Regions from separate parts of the Homo sapiens genome. Here region 1 is linked to region 2. A link is a loop called in an ENCODE intact Hi-C map of the cell type or tissue named here. Cell type or tissue: GM12878. All regions are shown on one strand. Each heading gives the region's core, and the rest is flanking DNA. Links, peaks and the distances in the headings are about the cores only. Region 1 overlaps LOC107987105 (a long non-coding RNA gene). Region 2 holds the start of OR13C2 (olfactory receptor family 13 subfamily C member 2).

Region 1 (12,575 bases), core at 3,120-11,119, 78 kb before region 2:
CACAAAAGACATCCTAATAGAGAAATACAACTTAAAGGAAAATATGTGCTTGCTCTGCAGCTTCAACGAAAGTCCTCTAGTTCATCCTCTAATCACATTGTCAACTCTGGTTCTCTCTAACTCTGGAGCCACTACTGATGTCCCAAATGCTCTGCACTGACCATGATGAGTTTTGCTCAGTCTCCCCATAATACTGCATTTTCTTTCTTTTTTTTTTTTTTTGTTCTTTTTTTTTTTGAGACAGAGTCTCACTTTGTCACCCAGGCTGGAGTGCAATGGTGTGATCTTGGCCCACTGCAACCTCTGCCTCCTGGGTTCAAGTGATTTTCCTGCCTCAGCCTCCCGAGTAGCTGAGATTATAGCCTCCTGCCTCCACACCCAGCTAATTTTTGTATTTTTAGTAGAGTTGGGGTTTCACCATGTTGGTCAGGCTGGTCTCGAACTCCTGACCTCAGGTGATCCGCCCGCCTCGGCCTCCCAAAGTGCTGGGATTACAGGCATTGAGCCACTGCGCCCAGCTTGCATTTTCATCATTATGCATTTGTGTGTGGCGTCTTCTTAAACTGGAAGGATTGTTCTTATCTATTACCTTTTCTAGGAAAGCTTTCTCACCTACTATTGTGAGGAGGATGCCCTTTTTATATACTGTCATAAAACTGTGCATATCTGTCTTACAGAATTCTACATTTATTCAACAGAAACTATGCCATGTATACTATGGTAGGTAATAGAGATCCTATTGTGAGATCTTGACTTTCAAAATCAAGACTGGATTTTGCACTGGATGCAGAATGCTTACAATAGTTATTTCACACTTTCAAGAAAAAATTTCTGTGCTGTATAATATGTTTCAATGTGAAAAAGTTATAGAACATTTTGTAGAAACATTTTATCAAGCAAAAATAGCCTTGTTTTCCCAAACTTTCAAAGATAGACGAAAACTGTAGATAATCTTATTTATGAATGTATATGGTATAACCATAATTAAAGTACATCCAAACTGTATATACTAAAGTGATACAATTTATTTCATGGATTAATAAAATTCCAAATTAATATTTGAAAATCTATCAACATACTAAACAAATAAGCAAAAAACCCAACACATGGTCTTCTAACAAGACGCTAAAGTGCATTTGGTAAAATACAACATTCACTCTTGGTCAGACCTCTGAGTAATCTAGATACAGGAAGATCGAGAATTAAGATGATAAAGGAGATTATTACTCTCAAATCATTGGGCAGCATAATTCAAAATGGTGAAACTGTAGCAGTGTTTTTTCTTAAAGTTTGCAAAGATAGTGTTAGCACTATTATCAACAATTTTTCACTAGAATGAGCCAACCAAATGGAATAGCATATCCATGGGTTGGATCCATATGTCCTATTATGTTTCAAGTTTAATCATGGTTTAAAAGGTTGCTATGCTTTTTTTTTTTTTTTTTTTTTACCTCCAGGTGCTGGAATTCTGGTTTGTGGGGTTGGTAGGTTATAATATACACATAAGAATACATCCTCTCATATGTTAAACAACTATGAAAGTTGTAATCTTGGAGAATAGTAAATGAAAAGGAAAATCCCCATGATATAATACTGTGTTAAAAAGAATGTCTCGGCCGGGCGCGGTGGCTCACGCCTGTAATCCCAGCACTTTGGGAGGTTGAGGCAGGCGGATCACAAGGTCAGGAGTTCGAGACCAGCCTGGCCAATATGGTGAAACCCCATCTCTACTAAAAATACAAAAATTAGCCAGGCATAGTGGCACGTGCCTGTAGTCCCAGCTACTTGGGAGGGTGAAGCAGAAGAATCGCTTGAACCCGGAAGGTGGTGGTTGCAGTGAGCCAAGATCTTGCCACTGCACTATAGCCTGGGCGACAGAGCGAGACTCCATCTCAAAAAAAAAAAAAAAAGAAGACTGTCTCATAAGCATATAAATGATCACAGTTTTGTATATATGTGACTGAAAGAAGTTACATTGAAATCTTAACCAGTTTTTTTTTTTTTTCTGGAATGTGGTTCTTGGAGGGATTATTACTGTTCTTCATTTTGCCTCATTTTCTAACTTTTTGAAAAGAATGTATATTTTCTGATTATAAAAATACATAATATTTTAAATTCTCCTTTGAAGGAAACAGTGGTGAGAGTTTGAAGAATTTTGGTCCAATTTTCACTAATACCCAAGATCAAGTGAGAATAGTTATTGGAAAGAAAATTGGAGAAAGGCTTTCTGTTGATTTATGACATAAACTGACTTAATGCCATTGAATATTCTGACTTCAAGAGATCAACTTGACAAATATATTCACTCTGAGAAGACACACTAACACAGTCCCAGTTCTTAGATTAGGATTCTAGAGCTCACCACTTAGAATGTGGCTAAGGTGGGCAGTGTGGGTAGGATGATAAGACATCCAACTGTATCACACAGTAAAAAGAGAAGGCAGAGGAGATACCCATGGTGGGAAGGGGTAGGGGAGTAATAGCAATGATTATTACCTCAGTTTCATTTCTGCCAAAAATGGGTAAAGTTCCAGTGCCCCTGGCTCTCTGTTTTTTTGTACATCTCTTTCCAAAGGGTCGGTCTGGTCTTTAGATTGATGCTCAGCATTGGATATCACCTATAGATGAAAATCAAACTCTGCTTGAGAAATATGTTTCTGAAGTGCTCACCCTTCTCCCCATGTTTACCAATAAGAAAGAGTAGTATTTTGCTTGTAAAGCATATGTACTCACCCAGATTCCCTCATTTTAACCAAAGAAACTCTCAAAACAGACTGCGCCCTCAGAAGGAAATTGAATTCACTAAGTATTTATTGTATCCTATCTCCTACTCCAGCTAGATTATCCTGCTGTTTATATAATAACTTATTCTTCACAATAGCCAACATCCCTGGTACTAGAGCTCCAGTGCTTGTCCGAATAAATGAGCCCTTCTGAGCCCCAAAGGAGCTAATAATAAGCAGCAGTGCTCTAGTTAGAACAAGGCCTCTTCTCTCCCTCTCGCATAGGTTAGATAATTATCCTGGGTTTTTTCATCCACGTTTCTGTTTGGTTACCAAAAATATGTGTTTGTTGCTGGAAGTTTCAGTTAGCCATGGGCTCAGTGCTGGGATTGATTCACCCTGCTGTCTTCATGCCCTCGCTGTCTTTAGGGCTATGTCACAGTGCAGTGCCCTTGAATCTCTATAAGCCTACTGTGCCCCAGTCCATGTACTCCATATTACCCTTTGGCTACTGATAAGGAGAAGTACTGCATCTTAGCTGGAAGACGTATACTTCATCCATTTACCTCTTTCTTTCTGAAAATACTTCTTCCCAGCTTTGCCCTAATGTTCCCATTTCAAACATCTGTATAGGGTCCTCATCTTCTCCACTTACAATGGATAGCATGACTTATTGGGATTTCAGTTTCTTCCAAAACAGTCTCCCTCTTTTTCATCAGTGTTTTGCTAACTTCTTGTGTCCACATACTGAAGTCACTGTAGCTGCTCCTTCTCAATCAGTTGACGTCTCAGCTCTCTCTCTTTGAGCTATAGCCATACTCTAGAACACAATCACAACTCTTAAAAGTGGCATGGGAGAGATAAACAATAAAGCTTTCAGCCATAATTTTATATCCAATAGTAAATTAATGTGTCACATAAGTACTTTCCTTCCTCTGAGCCCCAATATTTCCAGAGGACCTGCCAGTGGCTCTGGTAGCCAATTTAAATCCTCCTTGGTTTTCTTCTGAGAGACTGTAATCCCAGAAGTGATTTAAAGTTGAATCTTTAAATAAGGTGGAAGATCGTGACTTTTACATACATTAGGGCTAATATCTCAAAGATCTGATTATACCTAACTTATTATTTTTGAGACAGAGTCTCCCACTGTCGCCCAGGCTGGAGTGCAGTGGCGCAATCCCTACTCACTGCAACCTCCGCTTCCTGGGTTCAAGCGATTCTCCTGCCTCAGCCTCCTGAGTAGCTGGGATTACAGGTGTCCACCACCATGCCAGGCTAATTTTTTGTATTTTTAGTAGAGACAGGGTTTCACTATGTTGGCCAGGCTGGTCTTGAACTCTTGACCTCATGATCCGCTCACCTCAGCCTCCTAAAGTGCTGGGATTACAGACGTGAGCCACCGCACCTGGCCATACCTAACTTATTAAGCAGTAATTTTCTTTCTTTTTTGAATTGCTACTTCCCTGATTATACAAATAATACATACTCAGAATAGAAAATTTGAGAAATTCCAAAAAATCTAAAGGAGGAAAGAAAATCACTCATAATTACAGATGTAAATATTAATATACCTCTATGCATATACTGTGTTTACATGCTTGAGAGTACACTGTATTTCTTGATTTATTACCTGATGTTTATTGTGCATACTACATTGTATATATTTGTCCATGTTAATTTTTCAGACATTTTTAACAAATTCATAATATTTTAAAATGGAAAACAGGAAAAAAAACCCCTACATATAACAAGTGGAAATGAAATAGTTTTCTGCTGGATTCTCAGCAACCTTTCACTTTTCTTTAGGTTTTTGAGGGTAATAACAATATTGGAGGACTAGGCTCAGAGATTATTTTCACTTTCTCTACCGTAAGAGTTAAGGCCCATTTCCACTGTCAGAAGTTCTCATAATGCCCTTTTGTAAAATGAAAAATGAGTGTGATGTACATTTTTTCTTAGTGAGGCAAAGCACACATAGGGTGTAATAACCAAAGCTGTGAACTCACAGCATCAAAGGACAGCACAGTGCTGCCGTGGTTTCCCAAGAGACTTCTCCAACTCCACTCATCCTCTGTCAACTTTCTGGCTCCAGATACTGCTGTTTTACTTCCAGGTCTTTGTGTTTTTAAACTCAACCACACTTACATTTTTGTAAGCACCTCTGCAATTGTGTAAGCCTCAACTCGAAGAACATTCACAATTCATTTAATATTTGGAGAACACATATATATAAGGCCCTTTGCTAAATTTTGATGCCAAATAAACTTGATGTCCACTCAATGTTGTAGGAATATACAAAGATGAAAAGACTCTACCTCTTGAGGCAGGCACTGGCAATATTTCAGAAAAGCATGTTGAAGTAAAAATATTTCTCAGGTTATTCTTGGAAAGTGGAATTTGACTCAATATTGATATATTCTTTTAGCAGACTGTAATTCAGCAGGACTCCATTTTCAAACTTGTCTTCCCTGAGGTGGGCAGCAATTGAAATCTTTGTTCAGGTCTTTTAGGCTTAACATCACTTACGTATAGTGTAGAGATCAGCCGGTATTTGGGTATAGTAAACACAAAAATTTGAGGCTCTCGTTGGTCTGTCTGCCTATTTTCTGTGGCTTTATCTTCCAGATTTTCAATCTCCATGACCTTCATGAACTCTGTCCTGTTCCTTCAGGCCAGTAAGACTGATGTTTTCTACCTGGATTTTAGTTACCCTGTAAAATGACGCTGACTAGGTCCTTCTCTTATCTTAAAATCAGCAAAAGTAAATCATCCATGCCATTTTTTCTGGCAAATATCGACTGCTCCAATCCAGTTTCTGGATGCTTTTGGCCACTTCAGGAAAATGTATGTATGTGTGTAAGTATATATTTGTGTGTTTGTTGTGGTAAGAGCATTTAACATGATAATATGAGATGTACTCTCTTAACAAATTTTTAAGCATGCAATAACAGCATCGTTAACTATGAGCACTATGTTGTACAACAGATATCTAGAAGATATTAATCTTTTATAATTGAAACTTTTATATTTGTTGAATAGTAACTCTTCATTTCTGTCTGCCCCCCACCTAGCCCCTGGAAACCATCATTCTCTTTTCTGCTTCTATGAATTTGGTTCTTTTTGGTAGTTGATATAAGTTGATATAAGTGTAATCCTACAGTGTTTGTCTTGCAGTGACTGGCTTACTTTACTTAGTATAGTGTTACCAAGGTTCGGCCATGTTATTGTATATGGCAGGATTTCCTTCTTCTTTTTTTTTTTGAGATGGAGTCACCCTCTTGTTGCCCAGGCTGGAGTGCAATGGCGTGATCTTGGCTCACTGCAACCTTCGCCTCCCAGGTTCAAGTGATTCTCCCACCTCAGCCTCCAGAGTGGCTGGGGTTACAGGCGCCTGCCACCACGCCTGGCTAATTTTTGTGTTTTTAGTAGAGACGGGGTTTTGCCATGTTGGCCAGGTGGATTTCCTTCTTTTTAAAGGCTGAATAATATTCCATTATATCACATGTACACATGTTTTCTTTATCCGAACATCTGTTGCTGGACATTTAGGTTGTTTCCATATTTAGACTATTGTGAACAATGCTGAATGACACTGGCATGCAAATATCTTTTCAAGATCTTGATTTCAGGAAGTTTCTTTTTCCCTGTAAGGTAAAAAAACATTTTTACCTATATTATTACCTGTAATAGTCTAGGTGTTTATTGGGGATACAAAATTAACAAGATACTATTCTTGTTTTAGAGATATTGTCAGTCTAGTGAAGAAATGAATATATCTTTATATAAATGTCACCCTTCAAGAGTATGTAGGCCGGGTGCGGTGGCTCACACCTGTAATCCCAGCACTTTGGGAGGCTGAGGCAGGCGGATCATGAGGTCAGGAGTTTGAGACCAGCCTGGCCAACATGGTGAAGCCCCGTCTCTACTAAAGATACAAAAAATTAGCTGGGCGTGGTGTTGCGTGCCTGTAATTCCAGCTACTTGGGAGGCTGAGGCAAGAGAATTGCCTGAACCCAGAAGGCAGAGGTTGCAGTGAGCCGAGATCGCGCCACTGCATTCCAGCCTGGGGGACAGAACGAGACTCTGCCTCAAAAAAAAAAAAAAGAGTATATATTCAGTTATTTCAATGAAAGCTCTATGAGTGCAAGGACTTAAAAAACATTCTATTGAGATACAATTGACATAACAAAAAGTTACACATATTTAATGTATGCAATTTAATGAGTTTGAAGATAAGCATACACCCAGGAAACCATTACCACAATCTATGCCATAAACAATCCATTGCCTAAAAAAGTTTTCTATTGCACTCTTTATCTACTATTATTTTTATTGTTCTTTGTGAAAAGAACAGTTCTCCGAGGTAAGCAGCAACTGAAATTATCACCTCCAAAAAGAAATTTAAAACATATTTTTCCTAGAGTGTACAGTTAGCTGCAGGAGAGTTGTTCCAAATGCTATTATTGGAAGATTCCATTTTATATTTTATTTATTATTTCCACATCGATGTTATAAGTGAAATAAGCCAAAAAGCTTTATCTGCTTGTACTGTTCTCATCTGAATATGAAATAAAAATAAATGGATCAGGCAGGTTTCTCAATTTTTTTTTTTTTTTTTTTTTTTTTTGCTAAATAACTTGAATAAGATGATGACTGTTCCTTGACAATTTAGTGAACTCATAAGTAAAACTGTCTGGCAGCAGGAACTACTAAGGTTCAATTGAGGTTGATAAAAATAAAGATGCAGTTTTTTTCCCATCCAAGTTACTAGGCCCCTTGAGTTCTATGCCTGGGTGTCCTTTGGGATCAAGAGCCACTGCTCTAGAGAATATACCAAGGAGAGGTTTTCTGGGTCAGTCAGTATATACATTCATCTTTCTTGTAATTTTTGTTAATTTTAAAAGCTTTTTTGTTCATTTGTTTCCTTTGTTTGATTTTGGGTTATATATTCATCTTTGCTAAGTTTCCAAATTTGTACCCTAAATAGAAGTGTATGAGGCTTCACTTTGCATCATATTCTTGCCAATACTTAGTATTGACCAACTTTTAAGTTATTACCAATCTAGTCTGGTCAATTTGGAGTAGTATCTTTTTAAGACTCATGAAACAATAGGTATTGTTTGAAGGGTGGTGAAAAAAATTATATGAGGTGGACATAGGAAGCACTCTGTCTGAGATATTTCTACTTGGTTGTGTCACGTGGTTAGGTTCATGCAAATCTTCAGAAGGAAGCAGGATGGGTGGAGCCAATGTGGGCCCAACAGTTAGTGAGGGCAGTAACTGCATATATACTGTATATGTTTGTAAGTTTTTGGTCCATCCTTACATAGGTACTTTCAGGACTCCTTTGTAAGCGCGGCTGAAGAAATCACAACTTCTATTATATTCTAAGGCCACTAGATGGTGGCATAGACTAGCTTTTTCTTCCTCATTTCTTTTGCCCCATACTTGTAAGTGGAATTGTGGGATCAACTTTACCTGATCTTATTTGCTCTTCAAAATATTAATTCATATGTTCACTGGCAATGAATTGAACTTGATTTCTCCATATTCTTGTCAATACTTATGATGCTATAATTTAGTATCTGACTATTTAGAAAGTATGTAATGTCTCATATTGTCATTATAAATGCATGTTGAATTTTATGAAATTTTCTGCATTTAGTAAAATAGACATGCTTTTTTCTCCTTTAATTGATATTGTTATAAATTAAATTAACATATTTTCTAATGTTAACATTTTCTTGCATCCCTGATATATATTTTACTTGGACATTAGGTATTATTATTTTGTACATTGCTGGATTACATTTGCTAATATTTTATTTAAGGTTTTTGTATCTATGTAGTAGAGTGGCGTATTTTTTCCCTTTTTTAATTGTCCAGTTTTTGTTTCACATGCTTGCTTCGAAAGATTGGTTCCAGAAGATCTTCCTGTTTTTCTATTTTCTGCAACAAATTTAGAGATTTTTTATACTCTTGAACATTTATTAGAATTTTCTAGGGAAATTGTTTGGACCTGGCAATTTTTAAAACAACTGGTTCAAAATTCCTTGTCTTTGTGTTTTTTCCATTCTTTATTTTTTTTTCTAGAGCTTGAATTGGATGCTAAGTGCATAAACTTTCAACTTTTTTTATGTTTAAGCCTATAAATTTTCTTCGAAACAGTTAAACTGAATCAACTAATTTTGATGGTAATTTTGTTGTCCTAAAGTTGTAAATGTTTTATAATTTCCATTGTTATTTTTTACTAATCAATGATTTACTTAGAAATGTGTTTCAAAATTTCCAAATATAAAATATATTTTGAGTTTTTTAATTGATTTCTGATTGTATTTCATTGTGATAAGAAAATGTGGTTGAGTGCTATTAATTGTTCAATATGTATTAAGTCTTGCTTTCTGACCCAAGGAGTCAGTTTTATAAATATATATTCCCCAGTTGTTTGAATATAAAACGATGGATATTACATATTATATATTTTTATCTTCTTCAGATGACTTTTAATCATTGTAGAATTTAAATTTTTTATTTTCACATTTTTAACCCATTAGAGAGAAGTATACATTAAAATCACTCACTTTTATTTTATTTTAAAAATACCATTAAATTTCTTTTTTAATTATTAATTTTTATGAATACAGTAAGTGTATATATTTATAGGGCGCTTGAGATATTTTGATGCAAGCATACAATGTGTAGTAGTCACACTAGGGCAAATGAGGTATCCGTCACCTCAAGTATTTATCTTTTCTTTGTGTTGCAAACAATCCAATTATATCCTTTTAGTTATTTTAAAAGTACGATAAATTACTGTTGATTGTAGTCATCCTCTTGTGCTATCAGATTCTAGATTTTATTTATTCTATCTAACTATATTTTTCTGCAGATCAACCATCCTTAGTTCTCCCTCACTTTATGCTTCCCAGCCTCTGGTAACCATCGTTCTACTCTCTACTTCCTTGAATTCAATTGTTTTAATTTTTAGCTCCCACAAATAAGTGAGAACATGTGGTTTGTCTTTCTGTGTCTAGCTTACTTCACTTAACATAATAACCTCCATTTCCATCCATGTTGTGCAAATGACAGGATCTCATTATTTTTTATGGCTCAATAGTACTCCATTGTGCGTATGTGCCACATTTTCTTTATCCATTTATCTTTAGTGGACATTTAGGTTGCTTCAAAATTTTGGCTATTTTGAATAGAGTTGCAATAAACATGGGAGTGCAGATATCTCTTCAATATACTGCTTTCCTTTCTTTTGGTTATATACCTAGCAGTGGGATTGCTAGATCACACGATAGCTCTATTTTTAGTTTTTTGAGGAACTTCCAAACTGTTCTCTAAAGTAGTTGTACTAATTTACATCCCCACCAATATCGTATGAGGGTTCCTCTTTCTCCATATCCTCGCTAGCATTTGTTATTGCCTGTGTTTTAGATATAAGTCATTTTAACTGGGGTAAGGGGATATTGTAGTTTTGATTTGCATGTCTCTGATGATCAGTGATATTGAGCACCTTTTCATATACCCCTTTGCCATTTGTATGTCTTCTTTTGAGAAATGTCTAGTCAGATTTTTTGCTCAATTTTTAATTGGATTACTAGACTTTTTTTCTATAGAGTTATTTGAGCTCCTTGTATATCTGGTTATTAATCCCTTGTCAGATGGGTAGTTTGCAAATATTTTCTCCCATTCTGTGGGTTGTCGCTTTGCGTTGTTGTTTCCTCTGCAGTGCAGAAGCTTTTAAACTTGATGTGATCTCATTTGTTTATATTTGCTTTTATTGTCTGTGGTTGTGGGGTATTACTCAAGAAATGTTTGCCAAATCCTATGTCCTGGAGAGTTTCCCCAATGTTTTCTTGTAGTAGTTTCATAGCCTGATGTCTTAGATTTAAGTCTTTAATCCATTTTGATTTGATTTTTGTATATGATGAGAGATAGGGTTCTAGGTGCATTCTTCTGCATATGGCTATCCGGTTTTCCTAGCACCATTTATTGAAGAGAGTGTCCTTTCTCCACTGTTGTTCTTGGCACGTTTGTTGGAAATGAGTTCTCTTTAGATGTATGAATTTGTTTCTGGGTTCTCTAGAATGTTCCATCGGTCTGTGTGTCTGTTTTTATGCCAGCACCATGCTGTTTTGGTTACTACAGCTCTGTATTATGATTTGAAGTCAGGTAATGTGATTCCTCCAGTTTTGTTCTTTTTTCTTGGGATAGCTTTGACTATTCTGGGTATTTTGTGGTTCCATATAAGTTTTAGGATTATTTTTTCTATTTTTTGAAGAATGCCATTAGTATTTTGATAAGGATTGCATTGAATCTGTAGATTGCTTTGGGTAGTGTGAACATTTTAATAGTATTGATTCTTCCAATCCATGAACATGGAATATCTTTCCATTTTTTTGTGTGTCCTCTTTAACTTCTTTTATCAATATTTTATAGTTTTCATTGTAGATATCTTTCACTTCCTTGGTTAAGTTTATTCCTAGGTATTTTATCTTATATGTAGCTGTTGTAAATGGGATTACTATCTCGATTTCTTTTTCAGCTTGTTCGCTGCTGGCATATAGAAATGCTACTAATTTTTGTATGTTGATTTTCTATCCTGCAGCTTACTGAATTTGCTTCTCAGTTTTAATAGTTTTTTGCTGGAGTCTTTAGGTTTTTCCAAATATAAAATCATATCATCTCCAAGGATAATTTGACTTTTCATTTCCAGTTTGAATGCCCTTTATTTCTTCCTGTTGTCTGATTGCTCTAGCTAGGATTTCCAGTACTATGTTAAATAACAGTGGTGAAAGTGGGCATTGTTTTCATGTTCCAGATATAATAGGAAAGGCTTTCAGTTTTTTTCCATTCAGTAAGATACCATCTGTGGGTCTGTTGTATATGGCTTTTGTTATGTTGAGGTATGTTCCTTCTATACCGAGTTTTTGAGAGTTTGTATCATGAAGAGATGTTGAATTTTATAAAATGGTTTTTTAGCATCATTTGAAATTATCCTATGGTTTTTGCCCTTCATTTTGTTGATATGATGTATCACATTGATTAATTTGCATATGTTGAACCATCTTTGCATCCCTAGGATAAATCTCACGTGGTCATAATGAACTTTTTAATGTGTTGTTGAATTTGGCTTGCTAGGATTTTGTTGAGGATTTTTGCATCAATGTTCATTAGGGATATTGTCCTGTAGTTTTCTTTTTCTTTTTCTTTTTTTTTTTTGATGTGTCTTTATCTGGTTCTGGAATCATGGTAACACTGGGCTTATAGAATCAGTTTGGAAGCTTTTTTTTGAATAGTTTGAGTAGGATTGGCATTAGTTCTTTAAATGTTTGGTAAAATTCAGCAGTGAAGACATTGGGTCCTGGGATTTTCATTGCTGGGAAAGAAAAAATTATTATTATTTTGGCTTCAGTCTCATTACTTGTTATAGGTCTGTTGAAGTTTTGGATTTCTTTATGGTTTAATCTTGGTAGGTTGTATATGTCTAGGAATTTATCAGTTTCTTCTAGGTTTTTCAGTTTATTGGCATATCGTTGTTCACAGTAGCTTCTAGTGATCTGATGATCATTATGGGTTCATGAAGGAGGCATGTTATCAGAGATTCAGGGCTATATTTTCTACCCTCTTCCTTGCCTCTTTTAGTGATATGAAGTTACAACCAGGTGCTATGATTGCGCAGCTGTTTTGGTTCTTATGAATGTGCTTTTTATTGTGTGGATAGTTGTGCAATTTGGTGTTCCTGCAGGGAAGACAATTGGTGGAGGCTTCTAGTTGGCCATGTTGTCCTGCCTCCTCTCACTTTTATTTTATTTATTTTTTTGAGACAGAGTCTCACCCTGT
Region 2 (12,575 bases), core at 2,392-10,391:
CCATGTTTCTGTAAACATCAACTAGTCAATCAATTTCTATGACAAAATGATTACTCACTCGTCTTGCCTCTTTGGAGATTCAGCTACTAATGAGTGGCTATGAAGACTGGCTGCAAGTAGAAAAGTAAGACAAAATTGTCTGTTGCTGTTGCACCCTATAAAGAGAGGCAACCTCTGGTTTGGAGGTAAGTTATTGCAAAAACAAGAACAATGTTTCAACTGTAAGAGAGACTTGGACTGATTGGTTAAATCAGTTTGAAAATGACATTTTTTTTTTCTGATTTGAGAGTGACTTTGAATATTGGAAATGGAATTTAAGTGTCTATTCACTGGGATGTAGTAGGAACAAAATAAAAACCATGAGACCAAAAGAGCAGTTCTGCATGCAAAGGCAATTGAACAAAAACTGAATTTGCCCAGCCCTTGTGAATTACTTTATGTCAGTGTGCAGTTTTTTATGACATTACAAAGTATTTGGACACTGTATCATCTACTTAAGCTAATTAAAGCTTATTACACAGTAAATAGCAGATTGTGTGTTCTTTAGTATAGAATTCATATTAAACAAATCCTTGACTGTGGTTCCCTAGCAGTAACTCAGGTCAATTTGGTTCAGTTACCAGTGAACCAGTTGAACGGTGTGCTAGGTAATATGACAGGGACTCTTTATACAACAGTATCATGTGAGGAGAACATTATGACAAATTTGGAAAATAAAAAAAAAAACTAAATAATCTCTTGGGATCTGAAATATATAATTTGCCAAAGGAATGCATAGTCAGAAAGAGATCATCTTAGGGAATATCCTTATGTGTTTGCATTAGCATTGGCGACTATTTTGAATATTTGCTTTTCTGTCATTAGGTCATGATTGTAATAGTGAGTAACTTTCCTTTTCCTCTTTTATGTTAATAGGCTTGCTCAAGATGTTAAAATAGTTTCAGTCAAGAAAAACTCAGTCATGTGTTTTAAAACTAGCAACACACTGGCACCTTATTAAAATCTTATCTTTTATACCTAACGTAAATGATGAGTTAATGGGTGCAACACACCAACATGGCACATGTATACATATGTAACAAACCTGCACATTGTGCACATGTACCCTAGAACTTAAAGTATAATAATAAAAAGAAGACTTCAAAAAAAAGATAAGGTTTTATATCCAATAAAACTGTCAAATATAAGAGGACACAATAAACTGTTATCAACATGAAAAAAAATAAAATCCTATCTTTTTTATGAAATAAATTGACTTCGATAAAAGGTGGATCTTTTGGATGATTTTTCTTTTCTGCCACCTAATTCACTGGCATCCAAAGTGTTGGAGTGACTGTGATAAAACGTATCCTAATTTTTAAAAAATGAAAATAATACCATTTATTAGAACATAGTGTGTGATCTGACTAAGTAAGCCACATATACCTGACCTCATGGAAGGATGATAATGACTAGTTCAGGGATGTCAAAAAAACTCTTAACAGAATGAAAAGTCATTAAAGCCAAGCATGAAGGAAACCACTAACAATAGGAACCCTTGCTGTGCTAAGTGAGTTATACACATCATTTCATTTAATCTTATGCACAAGTACATGGTATAGATGTTGTCCATATCTTCATTCTACTGATGACTATGGTGATCAGAGACATGTCCAGGTCACCTAGTTAATAAGGGGCAGAGATGGCATTTGAACCAAGCCTCTTCCAAAGTCTGTGACCTTGACAATATTATGAAATATGCTTGATGGTATATCTTGTAGCACAGAGGTAGCTCATGAAACAATAATTTTTGCAGAGAGCAGATTTTTACAGGTTTGCATATAATCTCCATTATTCAAAGAACTCCGCATTGTAAAATGCCCTCTGGGGTCTCAAGTAGTTAATACCTTAATCCAGAAAATCTGAAAAATTCTAGAAAATGTAAATTGTATGAAAAGCTACAGAACGATAGGGGGAATTTAGAATAGGGAAATCAGGTTGGGTTTGAAGTGATCCTGAGGAGACTAATTATGTCTCGAAATTGAGAAGATGGACCTGAGATTCACAGCAAAGTACCTCATAATGTTAGGTGGAGGAAATATTCTGAAGATAAAAGGCTCCTTGAACCTGAAAATGGAAAAGAATAATAGCCAACATTTACTGAACCATAATTTTATTCCAGGAAATTTTCTAGATCATAAAAACATTAAAATGTTTCGTGGAAAAAAAGTGACATGGAATTGGATGTTAGACCCTAAGCCAGGTCAAAGAATAGCCTAGAGCTTGTTGGTAGGAAATGAGACAGACATAGTACTGCAAGTCCTACTGATACTAAATAAATTATCTTAAGTATTGGGAATGTGACTATAAAGTACCTGTTCATCCTCAGCAATTACCATTTAGTGTGTGATATTGAACAAGTTAGAACAGTTTTCAAATGCATGTGGTCATGTCCTATGGCAACGGATGGCTTTAATGTAGTATGCTATTGGAAAGGTGAAAGGAGAAAGGCTAGGAATCCCACAAACAAGAACTCTTTAGCTTAAATATTATTTTATTAATAGGAAATACATTCACAAGGTTCAAAATTTTAAAAATGTGCTAAAGGGTATACTGTTAACAGTCCCGCCCCAATTAATAAGCTATATATTCCCTTTTCTGGGGATAAAAACTATTGTTTATTTTTCTAGAGATACTCTATGTGTGAACAAAAATACATGCATGTATATATACACATACACATATATATATAATCTTTTTTACACAAATGATAGTGTACCATATATACTGTTCTATTACTTTTCCATTTAATGTTTCTTGAAGATCTTTCCACATCAGTGCACAAAACATCCTTACTCCTTGTGACGGCAGTACAATATTGCATTATTTCTATGTTTTCTTCTTGTGGAAATTTAAATTGTTTGCTACATCTGCTGTTACAAATGATACTTTAATGAATCCATTTCTATTAAAATCTCTTTGGCATGTGCCAGTATACCTGTATGATAATTACTGAGAAGTCAGTCTGTGGTCAAATGTTATATATATATGTATTTGTTATTTTGATAAATATTGCCACAGAGTGGGAGGTATTAGGGAATTTCTGTTTGAAAGTTCCCTGGGATTTTGGTCACTGGTTTCTTAAATATTCTTTTCAGCTAATAACAGAGTATCAAATAGGATAAAGATATGTCAATTAATGATAACAGTCACAATTTTTTTTTGTGTGTACTGTATATATAATATTTGTATATTTATGTTGCATATAAGATATATTTTCTATATATAAAATATATAACTATGTGTTCCATTTTGTATATAACTATCTTTATTATTTCCTTAGGCTATATCTCAGACACAGAATGTGTGGGCCAAAATTCATAAACTTTTGCCTGTGATATAAAAGGAAGACATTTGGTAATCTATAGGGATTGATGTGAGTATATATTACTCACATTCTCATCGAGGAAAATTGCTGCAAATATACTATAATCAAACACAAAACAATAAATACAATCCTCAAGAGAGTGAAAAAAAGGGATCAATGATGATCAATGAATATATGTATAGATAGTTAGACATATTGACTATCCAAGCTTGTATAATCTAAAGGCTGAAAAGGAACTCTTAAAAAGGCAGATTGTAAGGACTTTGTAAGTATTATACCAGTAAAACCTAGGAATTAGGAGATTAGAATAAAAGTGGAGTAAAAGTATTTTGAGTTTTGGCTTCATTTAGATTTCAGGGATAATTAAGGTGATTAGAGCACACCCTATTGGAGAAAACAGTTTATGGCCTTAGAAGTTAAATTATGAGGAGAGAAAAAGAAGGCAATCACTTCCTGAATGAAAAAAATGAGTAGTGTTCAACTTAATGAAAACAAATAGTGAATGACAACTTCGTCAATTAGCAAAAATAAAAAACTGGGAAAAAGAGAATGCAATAATTCAAATAATGAATAAAAATAAAGTATGATGGAAAGAATAAGATGTAGTACATTAATAATTATGTTAAAGTAAATAGAATAGTCTGAATATTCTCATAAATGACCCAAACATTTAAAAAGTAGTTAAAACATACTCTGATATTTGTTATTTAAAAGTAGTATACTTTAAACAAAGTGAAAAAGAGAAGTTAAAAATAAGAAGTTGTACAAAGAGATAGCAGACAAAAGCAAACTAAAAGAAAGCGGGAGTGTAATATCAATATCATAAAAGTAGAATTAAACTTTAAAGTGTCAAATAGAATAAAGATACATCAATTAATGATAAGTTATAATTTATGAAGATGATATATTAACCATAAATCTATCTACACTACACTAACATAGAAACTAAGCCTATATAACAAAAGGATTCTAGGTATACAAGAATTTGATAACAATATTTACATAGAATTCATTAAATCTAGGCAGCAGAAAATAGGTTATTTCAAAGATTTTAATAATATATTTAATAAATTTTACATGTATACCTGTTTTGTGCATGTATTTAAAACTATGTATCTTCCCAAAGAGAAATCACATTTTTTTGTTAACATTTACAACATACATCATGCAATTGGCTGCACAAAAGTCCATAACTAGAGAATTATAGGTCATGTTTTCTATTAAAATAAAATGGGGCCGGGCGTGGTGGCTCACACTTCTGATCCCAGAACTTTGGGAGGCTGAGGTGGATCACTTGAGGTCAGGAGTGCAAGATCAGCAAGGGCAACATGGCGAAACCCTGTCTGTACCAAAAACACAAAAATTAGCCAGGCGTGGTGGTGCATGCCTGTAGTCCCAGCTACTCAGAAGGCTGAGACAGGAGAATCACTTGAACCAGGGAGGTAGAGGCTACAGTGAGCCAAGATGGCGCCACTGCACTCCAGCCTGAATGACAGAGCGAGACTTTGTCGCAGAAAAAAATAAAAATAAAAATATATAAATTAATTAAATAAAATGGGAAATAAATAATAAAAATAGAATGAAAATGCCTAATCACTAAATAATGAAGAAAGATGCTTGGATTTAAGAGGAACTAAAGAGAAAAACAAAAAAATTATCTAGAAACCAGTAAAAAAAATTCTCATAGAAAACTAAGTCTATAATAGAACAAAAACTGTTCTAAGTGCCTTTATTTGAGCAAGAAATAGAGGAGTAAGGAGGAGGAAATAAGAATTTTTCTTCTTATTTCAAGAAATTAGATAAATAGTATTAGAATAGAGAACATAGAAATTAGAAATCAGAAACTTAGAAAAATAGATCCGAATAAACAAGAAACTTATGAAGACAGAAACTTAATGAAACTCAAAAAGTCACGAGGATAAATCTAACCTAAAGCTGTTTTTTTTTTTTTTTAAAGACCTGTAATATAGGAAAACCCCTTGTGAGTCGAATAAAGGAAAAAAAAAAGTCAAACAGGCATCATAATGAAAATGAGAACTTTTCATGTAAGGGAGGACACAAGAATTATAATGATCAAATGCAACTCTGTGACAAAATATTTGTTATAGAAATGAGTACTTTTCTAGCAAAATATAAAGTATAAAATCAACTGCTATCAAATTACCATATTGAAATCTTCTTTTTTTTATCTGATCACAGTTTTTATCTGATATTTCTTTTGAAATATTAGTATTGTTAATTAGAATACAAGGTATTCTAGTCTGTGAGCCAAATTCTCTTTGCCAAATGAGTATTAGAGCTCGAATTCTGAAGCCATACTGCTTGGGTTTAAGTCCTTGCTCTTTCATTTATTTGTCTTTATGAAATTGACCTTAAGCAAATTACTTAACTTTTCTGTGCCTTATTTTCCCCTCTACACAATAGGCTTGGTGATACTAATAGTAACAGTAATTACCTCATAGGCTTGCTATTCAGACTCCATTATGTAATGCACAAAGAAAACAATTAATAGAGGATTGGCACACAGTAAGAAATGTAGCAATTATTTTGCCTTTGATTTTGTTCATTCATCCAAGAAATGTTTTTGAACATTTGCATCTGTGTCTGTTCTATTCTAGCTACAGGGGCTGTGGAAATAAGCAAGAATAAGTACCAGCCCTAATGAAGTTTACATTCTACTGGGAAAGAGAGACAACATACGTAACATAGTATAATTTCAAGGAGTGACAAGAGCATCGATCTATTGTGTGGTGATTTATAGCCAATAAAAATAGTTTAGTGTTCAAGTATATGTAATACAATGCTCATTTCTATTATAACCTACAGTTTATGTATGTGATGACAAATATGACAAAAAGTTCAGACTTCAACAGGAAGATTTAGGTTTGAATCTTAGCTCTGCTATATAGTATTTACCTTTGGTCAAGTTTACTTAACATATCTGCTTTGATTTATTCATCTGTAAAATATGGATACTAATACGCCTCTCCTAGAACTGTGATGATATTAAATGAATTAAATGGCTGTAGCACGAAACATGTTAGTTTTATCTTCCCTTCCCTCTCTCCATTCACTCATTCATTCATTCCCTTCCCTCTCTCCATTCATAATTCCCTCTTTTCTGTCCACTTTTCTTTATGCTCTCTCTTCTTTCTTTGGTCTTTTCCTTTTTTATTTTTCTTTTTCCTGGGGATTATGATACATATTCATTGATACATGCTTGAAAGTAATCAGAGTAAGATAAATATTTGTCTTAACATGCTCTCTCTTACAGGTTAAATAGAGAGTAAAATGGAATGGGAAAACCACACCATTCTGGTGGAATTTTTTCTGAAGGGACTTTCTGGTCACCCAAGACTTGAGTTACTCTTTTTTGTGCTCATCTTCATAATGTATGTGGTCATCCTTCTGGGGAATGGTACTCTCATTTTAATCAGCATCTTGGACCCTCACCTTCACACCCCTATGTACTTCTTTCTGGGGAACCTCTCCTTCTTGGACATCTGCTACACCACCACCTCTATTCCCTCCACGCTAGTGAGCTTCCTTTCAGAAAGAAAGACCATTTCCCTTTCTGGCTGTGCAGTGCAGATGTTCCTCGGCTTGGCCATGGGGACAACAGAGTGTGTGCTTCTGGGCATGATGGCCTTTGACCGCTATGTGGCTATCTGCAACCCTCTGAGATATCCCATCATCATGAGTAAGGATGCCTATGTACCCATGGCAGCTGGGTCCTGGATCATAGGAGCTGTCAATTCTGCAGTACAATCAGTGTTTGTGGTACAATTGCCTTTCTGCAGGAATAACATCATCAATCATTTCACCTGTGAAATTCTGGCTGTCATGAAACTGGCCTGTGCTGACATCTCAGACAATGAGTTCATCATGCTTGTGGCCACAACATTGTTCATATTGACACCTTTGTTATTAATCATTGTCTCTTACACGTTAATCATTGTGAGCATCTTCAAAATTAGCTCTTCCGAGGGGAGAAGCAAAGCTTCCTCTACCTGTTCAGCCCATCTGACTGTGGTCATAATATTCTATGGGACCATCCTCTTCATGTACATGAAGCCCAAGTCTAAAGAGACACTTAATTCGGATGACTTGGATGCTACCGACAAAATTATATCCATGTTCTATGGGGTGATGACTCCCATGATGAATCCTTTAATCTACAGTCTTAGAAACAAGGATGTGAAAGAGGCAGTAAAACACCTACTGAACAGAAGGTTCTTTAGCAAGTGAGTGCAAAATGTACTGGAATATGAACACACTTGATATTGTTGAAACTTCAGAATTATGTTAGAATTTTGGGTACTTTTACTATTTTTATGCATTTTCATATATTATGTTAAAATAATGAGATACAGCATTTCAAAATTATTGCATGTCCACTCTAGAGAATTTGCAAGATACAGGGCAGTAGGATGAAGAAGAAAGAGGGGTTACCTATTACTCTACTAGTGGGAAATGGCCCCGTTTCAACATTTTGAACAGTAACTTTCATATTATGGGTTTTTTTTTCTGCATTGGAATTGGGTGTGATGTGCCTTTTTATGTTCACTTTTTTCCATAATGTTATTTCATAGGCAACATTTCATAGAATCTTTCAAAATAAATAAAGCCCTCTGTTGTAGAAAAAGCAAAACAGAAAAACCCCAACATAGTGTACTCACATTTTCCAGGGACAAGCCTTGTGTTATAGTTTCACGTTAATCTCCAGATCCTGTTAAGCCACTAAATACCAGTTTCTTTTTCTGTATTAAATTTTGTGTGTGTGTGAAGTTGAGTATCTGGGACTATCAAAGGGCAGTAGATAAATAGAGTTTAAAAGCAGGGCCTATGCAATCAGTCAGGATATCCTGCTTTATGGTCTTTCTTTGCTTTAACTTACATGTTGGCTCTAAAGAACATTTTGCAAAATTAAAAATGGGTTTGAAAATCAGTCTACTGGTCTAGATAATAATGTGGACTACTTTTGGGCTGAATGGAGTGTCATATCAATGCCCATTTAGAAGATGCCAGATTTCTTTGCTGTCCCGAGGGAATTCCAATATTTTTCCAAATCTTAGAAGAATGTCCAAGCTCTTAATTTTTAGTAAGAATACTATTGATGTCTTGTCTCTGTTACTAACTAGTTTGATTTGAGGAAGAAGAGGATTGGGGAAAGTCAGATACTACCTTGCTTTTCCTTGGTTTTTACGTCAACTTTTTTCTCTATTGAAGGACATTTTAAATTTACAGCCCAAGATGAATGATGAAGTGTGTTCAGGAGTGAACCACATTCTAGGTAATCAGTTTGGCTGAATCAATTTTTATTAATGGACCAGTGAATTTAGATTATATTGGGCATAAACATATTTTGCACAGGCAAATAAGAATTACCTGCTTGTGGAATCTTTTGGGTTTAGTCACTCATTTAATCTTCCCAAGTTCACTTGTTAATTTTAGTTGAAGGAATATTAAACAGTCACAAACTATATTTAAATATATCCATCATAGCTGTTTACAGATTAAATCTGATGGTAAGAGTTGAGATCATTGATAATTAAATTTACATCCTGACAAAATAGGCTATGAGAATCTATTAGTTCCCATACACCAGTTCATTGGACTTTTTGCACCCACTAAGAATTCCAGGTAGGTAGAAAGCCCTGGAAGTCAGGCATTTTATGTTTGACCCACAGGTAGGCTGTCTTGAATGCTCAAATGCTGATTTTGTTTTCCTTCACAGCTTAAATCCAGCCACTTTCATAAATTCTCTGGGGTGACTGTGGTAGCTCCATAGTCTTATATCAGATTTATAAATTTTTGATGGAAAATTAACTAAAGCAAGAAGAAATTTAAAAACACACATTTCTCCTCACAGGAGAATATTAGGACAGTTTTTCTCTCACAGGTTGTAGAATCAAGATCTGAAGAAAATACAGGCATGTTACCTGTCTTGATATATTTATGTGTTCAAATTTGCTGGGCAAAATACACAATCATTATAATACTGACATAATGCTTTATTTTAATATTTGGGCCTCTAGAGGAGTTTTCATTCAGAAAATTTATTTCAAAAGCTTAAGGAGGATGATTTTGTTGTTAGCAACCTGTTTTTTTCTAATTTGGAGACAAGGTAAGATAAACTTATCTGATATACCAGGCATGTATCTGTGTGCATGTGTGAGTGTGTGTGTGTGTTCAGTTTGTGTATGTGTAGTGTGTGCATGTTCCTGGTGATTTTTCTACCAGATAGCAAAATCTACAAAGGTAAGTATTTCTCTATATTCTTACCATCTTTACTCCCATTGCACTCAATTTAGAGCATGACATTTATAATATGATTCAATATACATTTATATCCATGAATAGGAAAATTATATGGAAGGAGGTGCAACTGGAGCGAAGCACATACTTTTATATCCCGCTGAAGTCCCAAGACAGGTTCATGATTTGGTTAAGAGCAGAGATACAGCAAAAAAGGCAAAATTACATTGCTCTTAATCCAATAAATTATTTCATCATCTTCGTACACTTTTATGCCTGACCAATTTCCAAATATTCTAAGCTTGAGATTATGTCAACTTTTTAGGGTCCTGGGGACTTCTAAAATGAACACTTAAAAATGTAGCAATATATTGGCTATCAGCTAATTCACATACATCATCTCTCTAAAATCCTGTGATCTGGGCTATAGTGTCGCTATCTCATAGATGAGGCCACAAAGCTTATGGAAGTTAATACATCTTGTCCAAACCTCAAAGTATGCAAGTTAAAGACAAGCATACACACCTGGCTATTCTTTCTTGAGTTAGTTATTCTTTATACTACAGCATGTTTACTTTTCCACATTGCTTGTCATGACATCTAACACCAGTATTTCTTGGCAGCATATCTATAATGACCAAAGAAACTATTACCTGCTTCTCAACTTTCATAGCAAGTATATAAAATTTCCGGAAAATAACTTAAAAAAGAAAATTAATTTAATTATTTATAAAAGAACCTTGACACCATCACATGTTGTGTCCAAAAATGATGCTTAATCACAATTGATAGGAATTAAATCTTAAATTAGGGGAATACCTGACATTAATTGAGATATGAGAAGGGGAGGAATTTGATATTAGCTCTAATCTTCCAGAAAAGACTATAAAAAATAGATTTTTTTTTTTTTAGTAAAGATAACACTCACTTTACAAAAACAGGGGCTCCTAATTTATGGTGTGTAAGTAAAATTTTATCTTTGAAATTATGAAATTTTTTATGCTGTTTTTGGATGACAAATACCTTTAATTTATTTATATATCTAAAATTCCAAAGGAAATATGTGCTTATTGTAAAATAGTCAAATACAACGAAATGTGCAAACTAGAGAATTATAGGTCATGTTTTCATATTAAAATAAAATGGGGCCGGGCACGGTGGCTCATGCCTGTAACCCCAGCACTTTGGGAGGCTGAGGTGGGCAGATCACTTGAGGTCAGGTGTTCAAGACCAGCCTGGCCAACATGGTGAAACCCTGTCTCTACCAAAAACACAAAAATTAGCCAGGCGTGGTGGCACATGCCTGTAGTCCCAGCTACTCAGAAGGCTGAGACAGGAGAATCACTTGAATCTGGGAGGTGGAGGCTGTAGTGAGCTGAGATCGCACCACTACACTCCAGCCTGAATGACAGAGGGAGACTCCGTCTCAGAAAAATAAATAAATAAATAAATAAATAAATAAATAAATAAATACATAAAATAAAATAGGAAATAAATAGTAAAAATAGAATGAAAATGCTCAGTCACTAAATAATGAAGAAAGATGCTTGGATTTCAGAGGAACTTTACAAACAAAAAAATTATCTAGAAACCAGTAAAAAAATTCCCATAAAATACAAAGTCTATAATAAAACAAAAAGTGCTCTAAGTGCCTTCATTAGAGCAAGAAATAGACGAGTAAGAAGGAGGAAATAAGAATTTGTCTTCTTATTTCAAGAAATTAGAAAAATAGATTTGGAAAATAGAAATTAGAAATCAGAAAATTAGAAAAATAGATCCGAATAAACAAGAAATTTATGAAGATAGAAACTTAATGAAACGCAAAAAGTCAAGAGAATAAATCTATCCTAAAGCTGTTTTTTTTTTTTAAAGACCTGGAATATAGGAAAACCCCTTGTGAGTTGAATAAAGGAAAAAAAAAGTCAAAGAGGCATCATAATGAAAATGAGAAATTTTCATGTAAGGGAGGACACAAGAATTATAATGATCAAATGCAACTCTGTGACAAAACATTTGTTATAGAAATGAGTACTTTTCTAGCAAAATATGAAGCATCAAAATCAACTGCTATCAAATTACCATATTGAAATCCCCTTACTGACCAATCACATTTTTATCTGATATTTCTTTTGAAATATTAATACTGTTAGTGAGATTGCAAGATATTCTAGCCCATGAGCCAAATTCTCTTTGCAAATTCTCTTTAAGCATTAAGTTATTAAGTACTGAGTATTAAGTTTTGAGTATTAAGAGCTCGAATTCTGAAGCCATACTGCTTGGGTTTAAGTCCTTGCTCTTTCATTTATCTGTCTTTATGAAATTGACCTTAAGCAAATTACTTAACTTTTCTGTGCCTTATTTTCCCCTCTACACAATAGGCTTGGTGATACTAAGAGTAACAGTATTACCTCATAGGCTTGCTTTTCAGACTCCATTATGTAATGCACAGAGAAAACAAATAATAGAGGGTTGGCGCAGAGTAAGAAATATAGCAATTGTTTTGCCTTTGATTTTGTCTGTGCATCCAACAAATGTTTTTGAACATTTACCTCGGTGTCTGTTCTATTCTAGCTACAGGGGCTGTGGAAATAAGCAAGAATAAGTACCTGCCCTTATGAAGTTTACATTCTACTGGGAAAGACAGACAATATACGTAACATAGTATAATTTCAAGGAGTGACAAGAGCATTGATCTATTGTGTGGTGATTTATAGCCAATAAAATAGTTTAGTGTTCAGTTTTACATAATACAATGCTCATTTCTATTATAACCTTCAGTTTACTATGTGATGACAAATATGACAAAAAGTTCAGACTTCAACAGGAATATTTCGGTTTGAATCTTAGCTCTGCTATATAGTATGTACCTTTGGTCAAGTTTACTTAACATATCCGCTTTGATTTATTCATCTGTAAAATATGGATACTAATACCCCTTTCCTAGAACTGT

What was found. Hi-C counts contacts between places; a loop is a spot of excess contacts. Peaks named below come from ENCODE experiments on the same cell type or tissue, not always from the same donor. Only the 100,000 strongest peaks of a DNase experiment are listed, where the experiment ranks them.
Region 1: it touches region 2 in a loop (2.8-fold over the local background); 4 of 110 quality-filtered maps call a loop at or near these places.

The regions. Positions count from the first base shown.
Region 1 is chr9:104,678,292-104,690,866 of GRCh38, reverse strand. All of the region lies in intron 2 of LOC107987105 (a long non-coding RNA gene), which reads left to right. Among named protein-coding and RNA genes, the nearest start is that of OR13D1, 9.9 kb to the left of the region's middle. In GM12878, for the core only: a CTCF peak has its summit at 8,116 (motif pointing right); a DNase peak (open chromatin) is centred at 7,986.
Region 2 is chr9:104,599,711-104,612,285 of GRCh38, reverse strand. OR13C2 (olfactory receptor family 13 subfamily C member 2) reads left to right here and starts at 6,659. Exons shown (of 1, transcript NM_001004481.1): 1 at 6,659-7,615. The coding sequence starts at 6,659. The coding sequence ends at 7,615. The region is part of intron 3 of LOC107987105 (a long non-coding RNA gene); the gene reads left to right. In GM12878, for the core only: no CTCF peak of the experiment used is centred there; a DNase peak (open chromatin) is centred at 7,289.